2 separate regions of the Homo sapiens genome follow, and region 1 is linked to region 2. A link is a loop called in an ENCODE intact Hi-C map of the cell type or tissue named here. Cell type or tissue: A673. All regions are shown on one strand. Each heading gives the region's core, and the rest is flanking DNA. Links, peaks and the distances in the headings are about the cores only.

Region 1 (8,000 bases), core at 1-8,000, 600 kb after region 2:
TTTGTAAGTTAAAGCCCCCAAACTAAAATAAGTGACATTAAAATGAATAATGGGGTCATCAAAAAGTTCAGCATTTTAACTTCTCATAATAAAGAGAAGCTAAAACTGTAATAAAACAATTTTGTGCTTTTATTAATTACAGGTATTTTAATAAACAAACATACCATGGTTTTATAAGGGTACAAGTTACTAAATTTTTTTCCATATCTAGAAATAAAATGTTTTAAATACCTCTCAGTTTAAAAAGTTTCCCTTTGTTTCTTTCCCAGAAATAAAACTAAATGATGGTGGCATAGAAGGGGCAAGGAACTTCAAACATTAATTAAAAATTGAGGTTATGTAAATCATGCACTTTACACCTAAGTCTGTGGGTGTATCCCTATCTTAATTAGCGGTTATTTTAAGACATACTGAAGGATCAAGGTAATGACAAGTAAAACAGCCTAAACTTTCTCACCCAAGGTCATCACTATAACCACCAAGAAATAACTTTTAGCTGTAAGGGATTTTCTGAGAAATTTCATATTCAATTAATGTTAATCAAAATATTATTGGAACATTACTATGGAAAGGGCAAAATCTCAGGACAAAATTTGAAATGAAAGCCATATTATTTAATGAACTCTGGAAATTTCATGTTTCATGCCTATGCCACCCTTCCCCAATTATATTTTTAAATGACAAAACAAGACTTATAATTCTATTATTCCCAAAAATGCTAGTAACAAAAATTGAAACAAAAAATTATATACTGCGATATGACACATCCCATTTTAACCACTCTCTATTTGACATGGCAGCGCTGACAACAAATAGATTTTTAAGTAATTGGAGGTACTTGAAAGACCTGAACTTCACTGGTTTACTTTCAAAACTTTCTAAAAGAATGTGTGAAACCAAAGCATAATAACTTTATTTTAATATTTGTATTTTAAAAATATATTATCTCAATTCCTCAGGACCAGAGGAATACAATGTTGGTAACATAGACTCAAAAGTACATAAATCTAGTAAAATGATTGGATCAGGATTAAGATTGGCTCTGTTGTTTTGGTTGGCTTTTGATGCTCTGCTTCTTTTATTATTCCTACTTGTTTTAACATTTCTTTTATGTGAAAATAGTCCATATTTTTTCACATTAAAAAAATACTTTTACCTGACCCTGAAAAGGGAACTTGAAGTAATGCTTTTCACATGTCCAACTCAAACTGCAGGATTGGTGTTTTGTTTCTCCTTTTAATTTACAAAAAAAAATTATACCCTTTTGAGTCCCAAAGTAAGATAATATTGAGTTATTCAAAACTCGGGAACTGAAAATATCATCAGCCTCTGAGTCATTAGAAATCAGCATACCGCAAGCTACACACCATTTGGATGGTTAATTAACTACAAACATAAATTATGTCACTAAGCTGCAAATGACTACATTTTTAGTAGCAAAATGGTAGCTCATGTGCTTTGGTTTCTTTTAAAAGAAGAACTAAAGTTGTTTCAGGAGTATAAGAAGTTAATAAATGACCACTCTAAATTTTAATGCTCTTCTCAAGGCCTAAAACCACCACCCAAAGAAGTACTTCTTCCTTTCTTAGCATGTAAAGAAAAAAACTAGATAGTGCTGTCCATGAAACATTAACAACAAAAGCACTTTCTTAAATAAAATACGTTTTCAGAAGCCATAACATACAAAGTAGACATAAAGACCTTGTGTGCTAAAGAGCAATACTGTTTTTACAAATATGATTTTAATTAAGCCTAGAGGAGAAAATTAACAAATACACAAAATAATATCTATCTACAAGATAATATGAATTTCATAATGAATACTAAAATAATAAAAAGCTGCAAATGAGATACCTTGTGATTTGTTAACATCTTTGATGATTTTCTGAAGTTCTTTCATTTCTACATCAAGTTCATCATAGTTTAGTTCTCGAGATTGAACGTTTGGAGCTTGGAACAGAGAAGGATCTGTCCCCAGGTATGAACACTGCAAGTGACCATCATCACTCAGAGTGACTATCACTCCCTTTAAATCACTACAATAAGGAAGAGAAAATGAGACATAATTTTAAATTTCAGTAGAGTTAGTCTTGACCAACTACATTTTTACTCAATTCAGCATCAACACACCATTAAGAAAATAACTATATATCTATTTCTAAAGTTTTACTTCAAAGACTCAATTCAAATGTTTCAAACACGATTTGTATTTACAGAAGTATTCCCAATGTTAAGGTCCACTAAGGCCGGGAAAAAAGCTTAATTATTATAATAGCTACCACTTTTGGGGACCTAACTACAAAGCAAATCCTGCTCTAAGAGCATTTTAAGTACTGTTTTTAATCCTCCTTCCAGCTACTACTTGGCATTTCCGTAATAAGCATGTGAACAACACTTTGGAGGTACAATGGACCAAGAGATGGAGCGGGGCTGCTGGCTGGCTGAAGACCAGGAAGGAGGCACAGGAGTGAAGACAGGACAACCCAGGGGACAGAAAACCAACGAAGTTGATGTGGGAAGCCATCGGAGGTCTTGCGAAAAAAAAAGTGCCCCCGGTCTTTCCTCATCCTTTTCCCTCTCTACCCTTAGGATTCATGTTTGCCCTCTTTCCCAGGTCCTCCCATCACAGCTTCCTTCACACGCTCTCCTATTCAAGTGGCCCTCTGGTTTGTTCTCTCTTTCTCTTCACTTTTAGCTAGAAGCAGCCAATTGTCCCATTTACTAGCTCTTTCTCTATCACTCTTCTCATCCTCATTATCTTTTTTATTCCCCATTCTTTCACTCTTCCTTCTCTCTTAGGCTCCCTGAGGTCTGTTTTACTCTAGAAACTAGCCATAATATATAAATTAAGGATAATTTTAGCACACAATTTTTTTAAAGTTGTTTTTGTGAACATGTCATAAAAAGTAGCTGAGATGAATACTGTATTTGCTTCCTCCCTAAGTTTGCCATAAAAACAAAAAAATTCAACATCGTGATAAGCCATTTTGAGTTGATACATAATGGATTTGTTTGACTCACTTTTGTTTGTTAGGTTTTCTACAGAAACTTTTGATTTTTTTTTAAAGTATTTTCTACTTGGTTCTAAAGGTTAGATATTAATCAAAAATAATAAATTGGGCACAGTAGCACAAGCCTGTACTCCCAGCTACTTGAAGAGGCAAAGAATCACTTAAGCCCAGGAGTTTGAATCCAGCTTGGGCAACATAGCAAGACCTTGTCTCTAAAAGTAAACAAAAATAGAAAAATTGTGAGAGAAAAGAAGATGTTTAAATGTTGCTATTCATCTGAAGAAGAGAAAAGGACATAAAGTATATAACAGATAAGGCATGTAAGAGTCTAGGATTATTTAGAATGAACAAAAATGTTTAAAACTCCCCAACAGTGGATCATGGCAGGTAGTCATTTCATTAATCTAAAAGCTCAACTGGGTTGGGAGTAGATACTACCATTGCTCAGTTCTGCCCATAAGATGGTCACCAGCATCCACTTCACCACCTGCCTTAAACACAACATTCCAATACACATCATCTCCAGGACTCAGGCATAGTCAGTGACATGCAACCCTGTCATATTACTTGAGAGGAATAAAAAATAGATTGTTGTCACTGGTTCAACAGCTAAAGAACTAGACTAGGACGCAGGAGACTTGAGTCTGGCTCTGATGCTGCTCCTGTAGAGCTCAGTCAACTTGGGAAAGCTTTCCTAAATATTCTTTATATGTAAAATGAGAAGGTAAGACTAGATAATCCTCAAAAACTTTAAGTTTTATCAATTGCTTCTGCCATCTACCCCTCAGAAAACAAATAGTCCAAAAATGGAATGATCTTCTTAAAGTATGAAAAGCAACCCCAGAGTACCTTTGGGTTTGAACCTTTCTTTGCAGGTAACTGAAGCCATCTAGTGGCCATGGAAATCCCAACTTTCAGCTCTGACAAGCCCATTTCAAGAGAGCAAATCTTCCCTTCCCTCTGAGTTGTGACTGTAGTCTGTTCCGCATTCTAGCTAGCCCCACTAAGCCCTACGAACCCAATGAGTCCTCAGGCAACTCTAGGGTGCTAAAGCGCAGACCTCTGGGGGGGGCTTCTCAGAGAATGTGAGATTCATCAGTTCTTTGAATTCAAACAGGCATTTCCATTTCATCTTCATCCTTTGAACAGTCCATCATACAGAAAAGCTAGCATTACCCAATACAAGTATTCCTCCTTATCTAAATTGAGTTGGTCTTTGAGTTGAAAGGTTTATTACTAAATCAGTTTTATTCCATCAATTTAGATAGCAAATGGCAACAATTTAGATACAAGCCATTTATCTAAAAAATTATCTGAACCTATTAAGTTTCTGAGTTCAAATAGGAAGAGTTTGGATAATAGAGAATACATATATTTCTTCAGACTCTCTAAAAACACTTTTTACTGGTATTTCACGTGTTCAAGTGGTAAAGAGAGTAGCCAGGGTCTTCCCTCACCAAAAGAACAAATTTCACCAGAATGTCTTGACAGCTAAGGTAATTATAGAACTTAAGCAATTTACTTTTTAAAAAATCAATTGCAAAAGACATTATAGGCTGGGGATGGTGGCTCACGCCTGTAATCTCAGCATTTTGGAAAGCCGAGGCAGGTGGATCGCTTGAGGTCAGAAGTTCAAAACCAGCCTGGCCAATGTGGTGAAATCCCATCTCCACTAAAAATACAAAAATTAGCCAGGTGTGGGTGGCAGGCACCTACAATCCCAGCTACTCAGGAGACTGAGGCAGGAGAATAACTTAAACCCAGGAGACAGAGGTTGCAGTGAGCCGAGACCACTGCACTCCAGCCTGGGCAACACAGCAAGACTCGGTCTCAAAAAAAAAAAGACATTATAGCTTAGTTTGTTTATTTTTATGGCTGAGTAGCATTCCCTGATGATTAGTGATGTCGAGCACTTTTTTATATGTTTGTTGGCTGAAGAAAAAAAAATCTTCTTTTGAGAATTGTCTATTCATGTCATTTGCAAAGATATGAAACCAACCTAAGTGCCCATCAACCAATGAGTGGATAAAGAAAATGTGTATACACACCATGGAACACAACTCAGCCATAAAAAGGAATGAAACAATGTATTTTGCAGCAACTTGGATAGAGCAGGAGGCCATTATTCTAAGTGAAGTAACTTAGACAACCAAATATGGTATGTTCTCACTTATAAGTGAGAGCTAAGCTATGAAGATGCAAAAGCATAAGAATGATGACATGGACTTTGGGGACTGGCAGGAGGGGATGGTTGGGAGAGGGGTGAGGGACAAAAGGCTATATATTGGGTACAGTATATACTTCTCGATGACAGGTGCACCAAAATCACAGAAATCACCACTAAAGAACTTATCCATGTAAGCAAAAACCACGTGTACTCTAAAAACTATTCTTTTTAGATGAGATTCCTAGAGTAGTCAGATTTGTAGAGACCCAAAGTTGAATGGTGGTTTCCAGGGGCTGGGGGAGGGGGTTGAGAGATACAGTCTTGTAAAGATGAAAAAGTTCTGGAGATGGATAGTGGTGATGATTGCACAGCAGTATGAATGTACCTAATGCCACAGAACTGTACATTTTAAAATGCTTAAAATGGTAAATTTTATGTTATGTGTATTTTACCACAATTTAAAAAAACACATAGCACCAAAACAAGGGTGAATGAATAAATTTCAAAAAGCTGTATCAAGAATGATAATATAGTATGTAATTTGTTTAGGGACATTAAAGCCTTCAATCTTGTTTTTCTTTTTTGTTTTTGTTGTTGTTGTTGTTGTTGTTGTTGTTGTTTTGACATGGAGCCTTGCTCTGTTGCCCAGGCTGGAATGCAGTGGCGTGATCTCAGCTCACTGCAACCTCTGCCTCCCGGGTTCAAGCGATTCTCCTGCCTCAGCCTCCTGAGTAGCTGGGATTACAGGCGCCTGCCACCACACCCAGCTAATTTTTATATTTTTAGTACAGACGGGGTTTTGCCATTTTGGCCAGGCTGGTCTCGAACTCCTGACCTCGTGATCCACCTGCCTCAGCCTCCCAAAGTGCTGGGATTACAGGCGTGAGCCCCACACCTGGCCTCTTGTTTTTAATTGTTTTTAATTCAATAGTTTTTGGGGTACAGGTGGCTTTTGGTTATGACTTCAGGTTTTAGATTTAAGTCTTTGATTCATCTTGAGTTGATTTTTGTATAAGGTGGGAGATAAGAATCTAGTTTTATTCTTCTACATGTGGCTTGCCAGTTTTCCCAGCTCCATTTATTGAATAGGGTGTCTTTTACTGAATTTATGTTTTTGTATGCTTTGTCAAAGATCAGTTCGCTCGAAGTCTGGCTTTATTTCTGGGTTCTCTATCCTGTTCCATTGGTCTATGTGCCCGTTTTTATACCACTACCATGCTGTTTGGGTAACTACAGCCTTGTAGTATAATTTGAAGTTGGGTAATGTGATGCCTCTAGATTTGTTCTTTTTGCTTAGTATTGCTTTGGCTATGCGAGCTCTTTTTTGGTTCCATAAGAATTTCAGGATTGTTTTTTCTAGTTCTGCGAAGAATGATGACGGTATTTTGATGGGAATTGCATTGAATCTATAGATTGCTTTGGGCATTATGGTCATTTTCACAATATTGATTCTTCCCATCCTTGAGCTTGGGATTTGTTTCCATTTGTTTGTGTCATCTATGGTTTCTTCCAGCAGTGTTTTGCAGTTTTCCTTATAGAGCTCTTTCACCTCATTGGTTAAGTATATTCCTAAGATTTTTTGTTGGTGGTGGTTTTTTGGGGGGAGTTGTGTGTGTGTGTGGTTTTTTTTTTTTTTTGGCAGTTGTAAAAGGGACTGAGTTCTTCATTTGATTGTCAGTTTTGTTGTTGTTAGTGTATAGCAGTGCTACTGATCTACGTACATTGATTTTGTATCCTGAGACTTTACTGAATTTGATCTAAGAGCTTTTTGGATGAGTCTTTAGGGTTTTCTAGGCATACAATCATACTATCAGCAAATAGTGACAATTTGACTTCCTCTTTTCTAATTTGGATTATTTCTTTCTTTTGTCTGATTGCTCTGGCTAGGACTTCCAGTACTATGTTGAATAAAAGTGGTGGAAGTGGACATCCTTGTCTTATCCCAATTCTCAAGGGAAATGATTTCAACTTTTCCCCATTCAGCATGATGCTGGCTGTGGGTTTGTCATATACGGCTTTTATTACTTTGAGGTAAGCCCCTTCTATGCCTATTTTATTGAGAGTTTTTATCATAAAGCCATGCTGGATTTTATAAAATGCTTTTTCTGTGTCTATTGAAATAATCATATGATTTTCGTTTTTAATTCTGTTTATGTGATATATCACATTTGTTGACTTATATATGTTAAATCATCCCTGCATCCCTGGAATGAAACCCACTTGATCATAATGTACTGTCTTTTTGATGTGCTGTTAGATTCGGTTAGCTAGTATTTTGTTGAGGATTTTTGCATCTAATGAAAATTTTAACAATATTGTTCATGTGGGTTAATAAGTAAGGTTCTATGAATGACAGAATGTTATGCTGAACAGAACCATCAATTAAATCCAATACCGTGTACCCTATTGCTTCTGTCTTAAAAGCATCATTAACATTGACAAAATCAAGGTCTCTGAATTATTATCGGTCTGTGAAGTGCATCGACTGAGCTAAGTCACTAGAATAATGTACTTTATGAAGAATCAGGGTCAAAGATATTACATTCCTAGGACGTTTGGTAATTTTGTAATTTCAGCAATGGGGCATGAAATTAAACAACAGAATTTTGCTCAGGAATCTGTAAATAATGATTCTATCACTCAGTAAACAGATTCCTGCCTTAACAACACATTAAAACAAAATTCCAGATGGATTTTTAAAGTTCAATTTAAAAATATGAAACTACAAAAATATTTATCTCCCTTTGAGATGGTAAGAAAACTTTTGCTATAAGAACGCAACAGAGGAAGCTACAAAGGAAGGGATCTCTAAATTAAACTAC
Region 2 (9,384 bases), core at 792-8,791:
CCAGATACACACATACACACAAACACACACATACACACACACACACACACACACACCCTACTTCTCCTCCCCACCCATGTGCACCCCAGCCAAAAGCTGAGTGAAAAGGAAGGTGAGAGAAAGAGAAATAAAAATGCCTGAAGCAGCAGCCAGAAGAGAAGACGGCCAAGACATCAATCACCTTTGCACTGTTCACAACAGGCTCCCCTCTGCTTGATGGCCAGGGCACAGTCTCGGGACAGCACGGGGCACTTCTCTCTCTTACATGTCACTTCCTTGTTCTAGACAAAAAGAGACACGAGAGATTTGAAATAGACATCAAACAGAATTCCCCAAATCCTAACACACCACAGAGGTTTCCCGAGCCCCACTCTTATCTGGCCTTCACTTGGCAAGAAGACGCTGTGAGAGCAAATAGGATTTTGCCATCTCTGAAACAGAAATACCCATCCAGGAACACAGGACTTTGGAGATCAGAGTCAGATGAGAGGAGATGAAAAGTCCCTTCTTTACAAAGCCAGCTTCACCTAGATAACCGATTGCCAAGGGAGAAGTTCTCTCCCGCTCCTTCAGATTCTAAGGTTTCTTTTTAGTACACACTACAGAAACGATAATATTTGTGTAAACCATATTTTGCCTGTTGGGCTACCTGGGCCAGGACTGCATCGTGAGAACAAAAATATTTTCACATGGCCGTCCAACAATCCTTAATAGTAGAGTGCATTAAAATGCAGCAATCTAAAGTTCCAACTCAAATAATGACAAAGTTGAATATTGGATCGGCTTGGTAAAAGAAAAAATAATATTCTACATGCCAAGCAGAGACATGGACGTCAGTGTTTTCTAGCTGTGGGACAGCTGTGTTATATTAGCACTTATGCTAATGAACATGTGGTGAACATTTGCATCTTTGGTTTTTTCCTGAAAGGTTAGCTGTTAAAATGTCTTAAAGAAGATACAAACATGATGAATATGCCTGTTTGTATATGGATTGTATGCACCTGAACCAAAAATACTGTCTCAAAAAATTCAACAAAATGTGAGATTTATCAAGCGGCGACCACATGCTAGCTGATGTGGCTTTCATTCTCACTAAAATTCTGTGTGGTCAGTATCGTTATCCCCATTTTGCAAACAAGAAAACTGCTGCTCAGAGAAGGTAGCTGACTTTTCCAAGATTACCCAGCTTTCCAGTGGGAGAGATGGAACTCGAGATGAAGATATAAATGTGTGCACACCTATGCCCTTCCCTGGATAACAGCAAGCACTACCAGTGCCTCATCTCGGGGCAGGTTGGAGAGGAGCAACTGGCCGGCTCTGCTCACCTTGAAATGAACCTAGAACTCTCTTGGCATATGTATTAATAAAGAAGAAAACCAAACTCAGCCCTGATAACAAATTTGAGAAAATTCTCAAGTGTACCCAGTATGCCTCCATGTCATGAGACTAAGAAGATCTCACCATTTCTTGCTCAGAACCAAGGAGACACATGCGAGCCTGCAGGTGTGTGTGTGTGTGGGTGTGCATGTGCATATGTGCCTGCGAGCTTGTGTGTGAGCTGAGAGTGAGTTCTACGGGGAGGGTTGGGCCTTGCCTTGCCCACAGCTGTTTCCGTATCAGCCCTGTTATTTCCCTGCCCTCGTGGCTTTTGCAAGGCCAACTGAGGCACAGAAACAATAAGCCACGACCGGTGTTGCTCAAACTTGTCCACTGAATGGCACATATAGAAAATGACACTCACTTCTGTTAAGGAACACTGGAATGAATGTGGTGAATATTCTCCTGAAACTGTCCTAGGACTTGTCTGACACCCAGAGAAAGGGCATCGATCCACAGCCACCTGCACCCCACACCTGCAGGGGCTGCTGCTGCTGTTTTGTTTTTTCATTTACTGGTTGTCCTTATGATGGGAGGGTGACCTGAGTCATCCAGTCTCTCTCTCTCTCTCTTTCTCCTTCTCTCTCTCTCTCTCTCTGTCTCTTTCTCTCTTTCTTTTTTGGGATCTGTTATATGGTAAGTGCCCTCAAGGGGCTGACCTCATTTACTCTTAAAATCCTGTGAGACAGGGGCCCTCATCCTTAGCTGCACATTACAACCCCCTGTGGAGTTCTTAACAAAGACTGCCATGGTCTCCCACCCCCTGAAGCTCAGATCTGGTTAATCTAAGGACCAGGCATGGGTATTTGTTCAAGCTCCCAGGTAATTCCAATGTTCAGCTAGGGTTGAGAACCACTGCCATCAGGGGAGAGTATTTCTGTGGCCACTGGGGCTGAGCTGGGATAAGGAGCTGTCCACAGTCCCTTTGTGAACAGCAGACCTACAATCTGAAGCCAAGCATACTGGCTCCACGCTCCCCAGAACTCCTTCCCTCACCCCCTTTTCTCCATGATAATGGTGGCATCAAGGCTAACTATAAGGCACAGCCCTTAGATTTATTTTTATAATTTTTTCTTAAACTACAAAGGTCATACATTGTTATGGTCACCATTCAAAATAAAGAGACATATTTTTTACAAATTAATAATCTCTCCCAACTCCCACCAAAGTCATCACAGATAGCCACCAGGTATGTATGCTGCTTGGTATTGTTGACAGTGACTTCATTTTGAAAAGCGTAGTTCTTGCAAGCTAAATTTTATACCGACTCTCCCACCCCAAGAGAATTGTGAAAGAACTTCATTAACAGAGCTTCTGTTACCAGGACTGTATGGCTTTATGCATTCAGCAAACCTGGCTGCAACCTGGCTGCGGCCTTAGCCAAGGGCCACTCCCAAGCGCATCTCCTCTCTGAAGGGAAGAATCTTCAGATACAGAGAGTTCAAAGCTCTCAGGGCAGTCAAAGTGATGGCACAATCTGGGATCTGATAAATAGGAAGGCACACATTCGCTTAAATATAGGAACTCTGCTGACTTAGAAACCTGGGAGCCAGTCAAAATCCATAACAGGATCCCAAGATTCATAATAAATAGTTTGTAATTACAGTCCAGCACAAAAGTTATTCCAACCAGATGGTTTGTAGATTCACATCTGGATTTTTTTTTTTTTTTTTTTGTACACACACATAGAACAAACCTAAACCTTAGCTGTAGGTTTAGTGGGTTTTTTCCCCCTGATTACACTGGGAGTTTTTAAATATTCTATCAACGGTCACATTGGTACAGAACTGCCATATCTGATCATTGCCCTGGTGTCTGATTGGTGTGAATGTGGAGTAGTCTTTGGAATCCCAGGCCTTCCAAGAAAAAACTTTAAAAGCTCAGGGAATTGCTGGTGAGAGCCTGATTCCTCCATTTCCTTAATTGAGTCCAGCAGCTACAGAGTAAATTCAAACACAGGTTAATTAAGACCACTCCATTCACTTTCCCAATTTTGCCAAGAGACAAAAACACTTGTTCTTGAGCCAGTGGCTCTGGAGAGAAGTGGCACACGCAAAGCCATGCCTTCAGGACTCCCTCACCCCCTGGGCTGCCTCATCCCCACATGCACTATGTGTCACCACTGTGACTCAAGTTCAGGGCTCATTCCGTTCACATCTTCATTCAAGAAACATTTTCTAATACTGGCTCACACTTACTGAACTCATTCTCTGTGTGTTCAGGCTCTGTGCTAAGAATCTTATGTGCATTTTTTTCACCAAAAATTCCCAATGATCGCCATCTTACAGAGGAGGGATCAATGTTAGGAAACTTGCCCAGGGTCACCCAAGACACAGATCTGGAATACAAATAGAGGCCTGTCATTTAAATGCCTTCCCAGGCATTCAGGATGCAGAAGAGAACAAAATAATGATCCTGCCCTCAGGCCCCAGGGGAGATTGGTGTCTTCCTGGTGGCTCCAGACAGGAACTCTCTAACGAAAGCAGAGCAACTCCAGGGGCCTGTGTCATGGCCAACCATGGGAAGGTCTGCAGACACCAGCTGTTTTCTGGTAACAAGGAAAGTTGTTCCAATTTGGATATCAACAGAGATGTGCCTATCATGCCTCTGAAAGCCAGACTGGCATCCTCAAACACTTTTCCCCAAATCCCAGCTTGAGTTTGAGTCTCTCCAGATCTAAACAAGAGAAATGGTAGCAAAAATACACTCAAGGAAAAGGTCAGAATACTCTAAAAAAAAAAAAAAAAAAAACCTAACCAATGAATAAGAGCAATAAACCTTACTGCATCTTTCATTCTTAGTCTCCCGTGTGTCCCTCTTTCTACGGTTGCCAGCCAGTGGTCTACCTGCTGTCAAAGGCGTCTGTCTGCATTACTGCCTTCTTTCAGGAAGATAGTTAACCGATTCTTTAACATTGACCAAACACATCAAAACCCAAAATGTAGCCTCTGGAGGCACATTAAATGAAGTGCCAACATGAAAAACTAAAAGGGGGGCATAGGGAGTAAAACATTTTTTAAAAATCAACATGACTGGCAACAAAGCTCTATAAGGATTTGAGCCAAACCACAGCTCCCGCCGCAAGCCAAGTTCAAACAGGATTCCGGCAGCCAGCTTGCTGTGTCTGAGATCTGCCACGAGATGGCAGCACAGAGTCCCCGGTCTCAGGAATTGCAGCCTTGAGACTGCCAGAGCCTTGGGAGTATTTCCCAGTGTCTGATGGGGAGAGAAATGAGCTCTCCCATGAGCGTAGGGCGGAGGGGTACAGAGAAGATAGCAGAGCACCGCTGTGAAACGTTCTCGTGTGCTTTCCTTAACCAGAAAAACATGCTTTTGAGATGCTTCCGTTCTATTCCCAGCCCCAATGTCTTGAACGTATTTTTTTTTTCAAAGATTCTTCCAGAACCAATCCTATTATGGAATACGAAAAGTATTCCTTGACCTTTCATTTATAATAAAAAATAATAGAATCAAAATCTGGAGAGGAAAACGCAGCAGCTAATATGATGAGGGTAGTGGAGGGAGAAATGTCTGCGGGCGGATCCTTTATTTTTAGACTATGAAACACCATCACAAATCTCTTGAAATAAGAGTGAAAATGAAAATACCTCGTGTCTGCCTGCTGATCGTCCATTTGGTTAGCCATGTTGAAGATCAACACAAGACCCTTCCCCTAGATGATGGCATTATTTTCCCTCCATCCCTGTCTCTGATGACAGCAAAGCCTGCCTGGGAGGCAAACAGCTGTCATTTGGCAAACTAGCAAATTCAAAGTGACAGATCTTTTTTCAGGAAACTAAGAAGGCTGTGAGGTTGTGGTATTTTTTTCTGCCCGAGTGAACAATACTCAATATGTCAATGAAGCACACAGGCCAGGTAGTGTGACTGCTGGGAATAAAGTGGCGGGGTGCCCTGTTATTCCATCCCGGTAGTCTTTGTTGGGGAGGAGCTTACAGATTTTGCTGCCTTCAAGAATTCCCCACCAAAATACAAATACCCCTGGAGGTAGACCCACATTCATCCCAAATAGCCAATTTCCTGGGATAGATGCCCCAGCCTGGCGACTCTGAGAGGGAAAGTTGCTTAGCAGTGGAGGCTCTAAAGCTGAAAAACAAAGCCTTGGCACACGTATCACTATACTCAGTGCTGCGGGAGGGAGACAGAAATCATACAGCAAGGTTCCTAGTCTCCAGAAACCTACAAGCTCTTGGGGAAAATAAGACAACAGACAACAGCAGATCACACAAACACTGTGGTGTAACTTCTGGCACAGTGAGAAGCACGAAAGAGATCTTCACCTTGATTCAAAAGCCATCACCATTGCTGAGCACAAATAGGACATTTTGATGCTTACTCAAATTTTTATTATCTGAGAACTTACACAATAGTGGTCCATGTGGAGAGTCTCAAGATGGCTCAAATAGGAATTTGTTGTTAGGAATATGGATGTCTTGTTTCAAGTGCCCCAAGGAGGAGGAAGCAGGGGAAGCTGATCCCACATCAGCGTGTATATTCTCATCGGAATTTCTAGTCTCTCTATGTATGAAGTCAAAGAGTCAACTTCTCCTTGAAGTATCCCCATTGTAACCCAATTCCAGATCCCAAAGAGCCCAAGAGAACTTTTTAGCACTTTTGAACCCAGGTCACAATTTCTCCCAGGCAATATTATACCACTTCTCATAAACAGAAGAATAATACTTCAGGTTTACATAGCAGCTTTCTTCTAAAGATCTCTGTAGACATTATTTCATTAATCCTCACAGGTTTCTTAAGATTTGCAGATGGAGAAATGGCACACAATGAGGCTGTCTCAGATCCCTCAAAGAGGCAGCTAGCAGTGGACCTGGGAACAGAACCCAGTTCCCAGCCTGGCTTACGGGATCAGCTGGGAAGGTTAGTTTGTAAAGCACAGCACTAAAATGTACAGAAGTATCATATTCAAATTAGGTTAGCTCCAATAGGCTGTTGAGACTTTAGGAACAGACTAGTATGTAGTTAAGCTAGTCTGCAGATTTTCTGGACAGGCCACCTGGGCCAAACAGGCGAGGTCTCCTGCCACGTTTCTGCCCTAGTACAAGGTAACCTATGAGAGGTACCATGTAAGGGATTACCCAGGACTTGGGTAAGCAGACCAGACTTTAAGCCAAGGTTCTAGAATGAAGAGACGGAAACAAAAGCTGAAAAAAGAAGTGTGTTGGCAGCAACCAAAGACCCAAAGGGGCCAGATTTCATTGCTTTTCTTTGAGACAGGGTCTTGCTCCATCACCCAGGCTGGAATGCAGAGGCACAACCATGGCTCACTGCAGCCTCAAGCTCCCAAACTCAAACAATCTCCCATCTCAGCCTCCAGAAGTAGCTGGGACTACAGGCATGTACCACCATGCCTTGCTAATTTATTTTTATTTTTATTTTTTTGTAGACACAAGGCCTCACTATGTTTCCCAGGCTGGTCTCAAACTCCTGGGTTCAAGTGATCCTCCACCTCGGCCTCCCAAAGTGCTGGGATTATAGCTGTGAGCCACTGAACCCAGTGAGATTTCATTGCTTATCAGCAGTTCTGATCATTGGAAATTGTAAAATGAAGTGATGACCTCTCTAGAACATTCGGTCAGGGGAAATCCTGAGCAAACGAGCATGAACTCACAGACAGGAGAGAATGCAAGCTTATACCTGCTCCAGCCTGTCTCCTTTGGACAAAGTCTGTTCTCAGTCTCTTGGAAAATAATAATGGAGCATGGGTAGGGGGGCCCTGAGATAGCCCAGTGGTTGCCAATGGCAGTATTAAATTTGATTGATGATTTATTATTTTAATTAAGCTTTTGCTTGCTCATTCTTCATTACTGATAGTAAAATTGACTTCCCCATAACTCTTACACAGAAATATCTGGAAGAAAAAAATAAAAGGCAGTTTGGTCAGCCACAAACCCTAAGTGTACAAGTCCAAGGCTCTGGGTCATGTCTCTCAACTCAACAGAACTTGAAAAAAAATAGAAAGACAACATGAAGAAAACCATTTCTAAGATGAAGAACATGAAGCTGAAAGGGAAAAGGACCCAAACTCCCCAGCTGAAAGAAGTGGTTTCACCCAAGACCTCTTTCCCAACTGAGTTTAGTCCAAGAGATGGGAGGTGTCAACTGTGGCCCTTTGCACAATATACCTCAAGCCCTTAACGTAAAGTGGCATTTCCAGACCTTTCTGCAACCCCAACCTCCACTGCTTTTGCAAATCCCTTCCATAGTCAGGGCCACAAACAAAGCTGATCCATCTCTAACCAAACAATGAAGTAACATAGTGTTTTCCAGGCAGGTTGCTGAACTATTAAGAATAATAACACCTGACATTTATAGGAAATCTATTATATGCCCCACCATGCTGAAAATGTTTTGTGTATTTTGTCATTTAACCCTTGCAAACAAGCCTGAAGAAGGCACTGATTTACTTCCCATCACATCTTATAGGTAAGTAAACTGAGGCACGGAGAGGTTAAACGGCTCACCCAGGTTTACATAGCTAGCCAGGGCAGAGATTCAAACCCAGGACTCTGATATCAAAGCCTATGATTTCATCACTATGCTATATAGCTTCATTTAGAGGCTAAGTGAGCCACCTTTCCCTTGCAGCTAAGAATTTAAATGTTTGCCTTTGTTGAGCACCCCATTTTCAGACCTTTATAAACCTTGGTGCTTTATGGTTTCATTCTGAACACAGAAGTAAAAATAATGCCTTTTAGGAAAGACAGATTAAATCTCTGACTTAAAAACTCAAAACAAGTCCCAGTCTCTGAGTGCCTGGTCATTTGCAAGGCTGACCAAAACCTGGACCCGAACCTGCCAAGTCCTCTCATTTCTTCTTTGATTTGAGCAGAAGAGTGTACTCTCTTGGGAGGCTTGCAGCATCCCACGGCCATAATTTTGTAGACTTAATGTTAAAATGTCTTGCAAGAACATCATGCAATTCATTGCACTCCATCTGGGAGTGTTATTCTTTTTCCCTCCTGTCTAGGCTCAACGAGTCTTTACCCCAGAGACCCAGGCCCTGGCAAACACGCCTCCTCCGGCCCAGCTCACAGTGCAAACTCTGAACAAAGCTGCCCTTGAAGCCCGAACATTTAAAAAGACTTTATGAAGCCCACTGGGGCCCCCCGATTATTTTGCAACAAGTCATATCCCATGAAGAAATTCACTTCTCTGCAACACAAAACAGAGGGAGATTAAAGAAAAAGGCAGGGGGGTGGAGGAAAGAAGTAAGACCCCCTGAGGTTCTGTCTGGCCAGAATCGTGTCTTTTAGTACCCATATCCCCTACAAAGACGATGTTCTGATGATATATGGCCCTAATACATCACTAAATGACAGTGTTCTCCTGATCCTATACCTTGAAAATATGACACGTGCCAGCAGAGGCAATGGGGGATTAATAAGGAGGCCCTTCTGATATTTACGTTACCTAACTATTCCATTTTTTTTTAATGGGCTTTAGTTTGTTGGAGGGATTGTTTTGGGTCCTATTCTGTTTAAGGATTTAGGTCTGGCTTTTTTTTTTTTTTTTTTTTTGGCTTTTTCAAGAAACTCACGGAACAAAGAAACACAGGCCATTAGAGTGTCCTGGCTGCTCAAGTAGAAGTCTGATTTAAAACAGGGCAGTGTCAAACAGCTCCTCATTCTGTTTAATCATATTTTGAAATGGAACCAAAACATTAGAGATGGCAGAACACAAAAAAAAACAACCACCAAATAAAAATAGTAGCCCAAAAGAGAGTAGCACTGCCTGTTTTTTATTAGACTGCGCGTCGTATAAGCAAAGGGTCTGCTGGCAACAGCACATTTGTGTAACTGGAATGGAGGGAACACGCAGAGCCAGGGATCGAGCCCCGTGGGCCCTGTCACAGATGCAGCTCTGCCACCGTGCTCAGTTCCCAAAAGCAAACAAAAAACCAACAGGTAGGTTGCAACTCACTCTGCCAGGCATGTGAACCGAGAGGGTTCATGGTGGCGTCCTGCCTTTACT

Evidence for each region. Peaks named below come from ENCODE experiments on the same cell type or tissue, not always from the same donor. Only the 100,000 strongest peaks of a DNase experiment are listed, where the experiment ranks them.
Region 1: it touches region 2 in a loop (2.9-fold over the local background); 9 of 110 quality-filtered maps call a loop at or near these places.

What each region holds. Positions count from the first base shown.
Region 1 is chr7:33,330,477-33,338,476 of GRCh38, reverse strand. It overlaps BBS9 (Bardet-Biedl syndrome 9), which reads right to left. Exons shown (of 23, transcript NM_198428.3): 10 at 1,855-2,036. Among named protein-coding and RNA genes, the nearest start is that of BBS9, 200 kb to the right of the region's middle. In A673, for the core only: a CTCF peak has its summit at 3,899 (motif pointing left); no DNase peak of the experiment used is centred there.
Region 2 is chr7:33,928,186-33,937,569 of GRCh38, reverse strand. BMPER (BMP binding endothelial regulator) reads right to left here. Exons shown (of 15, transcript NM_001365308.1): 3 at 182-281. Among named protein-coding and RNA genes, the nearest start is that of BMPER, 27 kb to the right of the region's middle. RefSeq lists a silencer at 4,396-4,662. In A673, for the core only: a CTCF peak has its summit at 4,505 (motif pointing right); DNase peaks (open chromatin) are centred at 3,839 and 4,549; H3K27ac peaks cover 273 bases.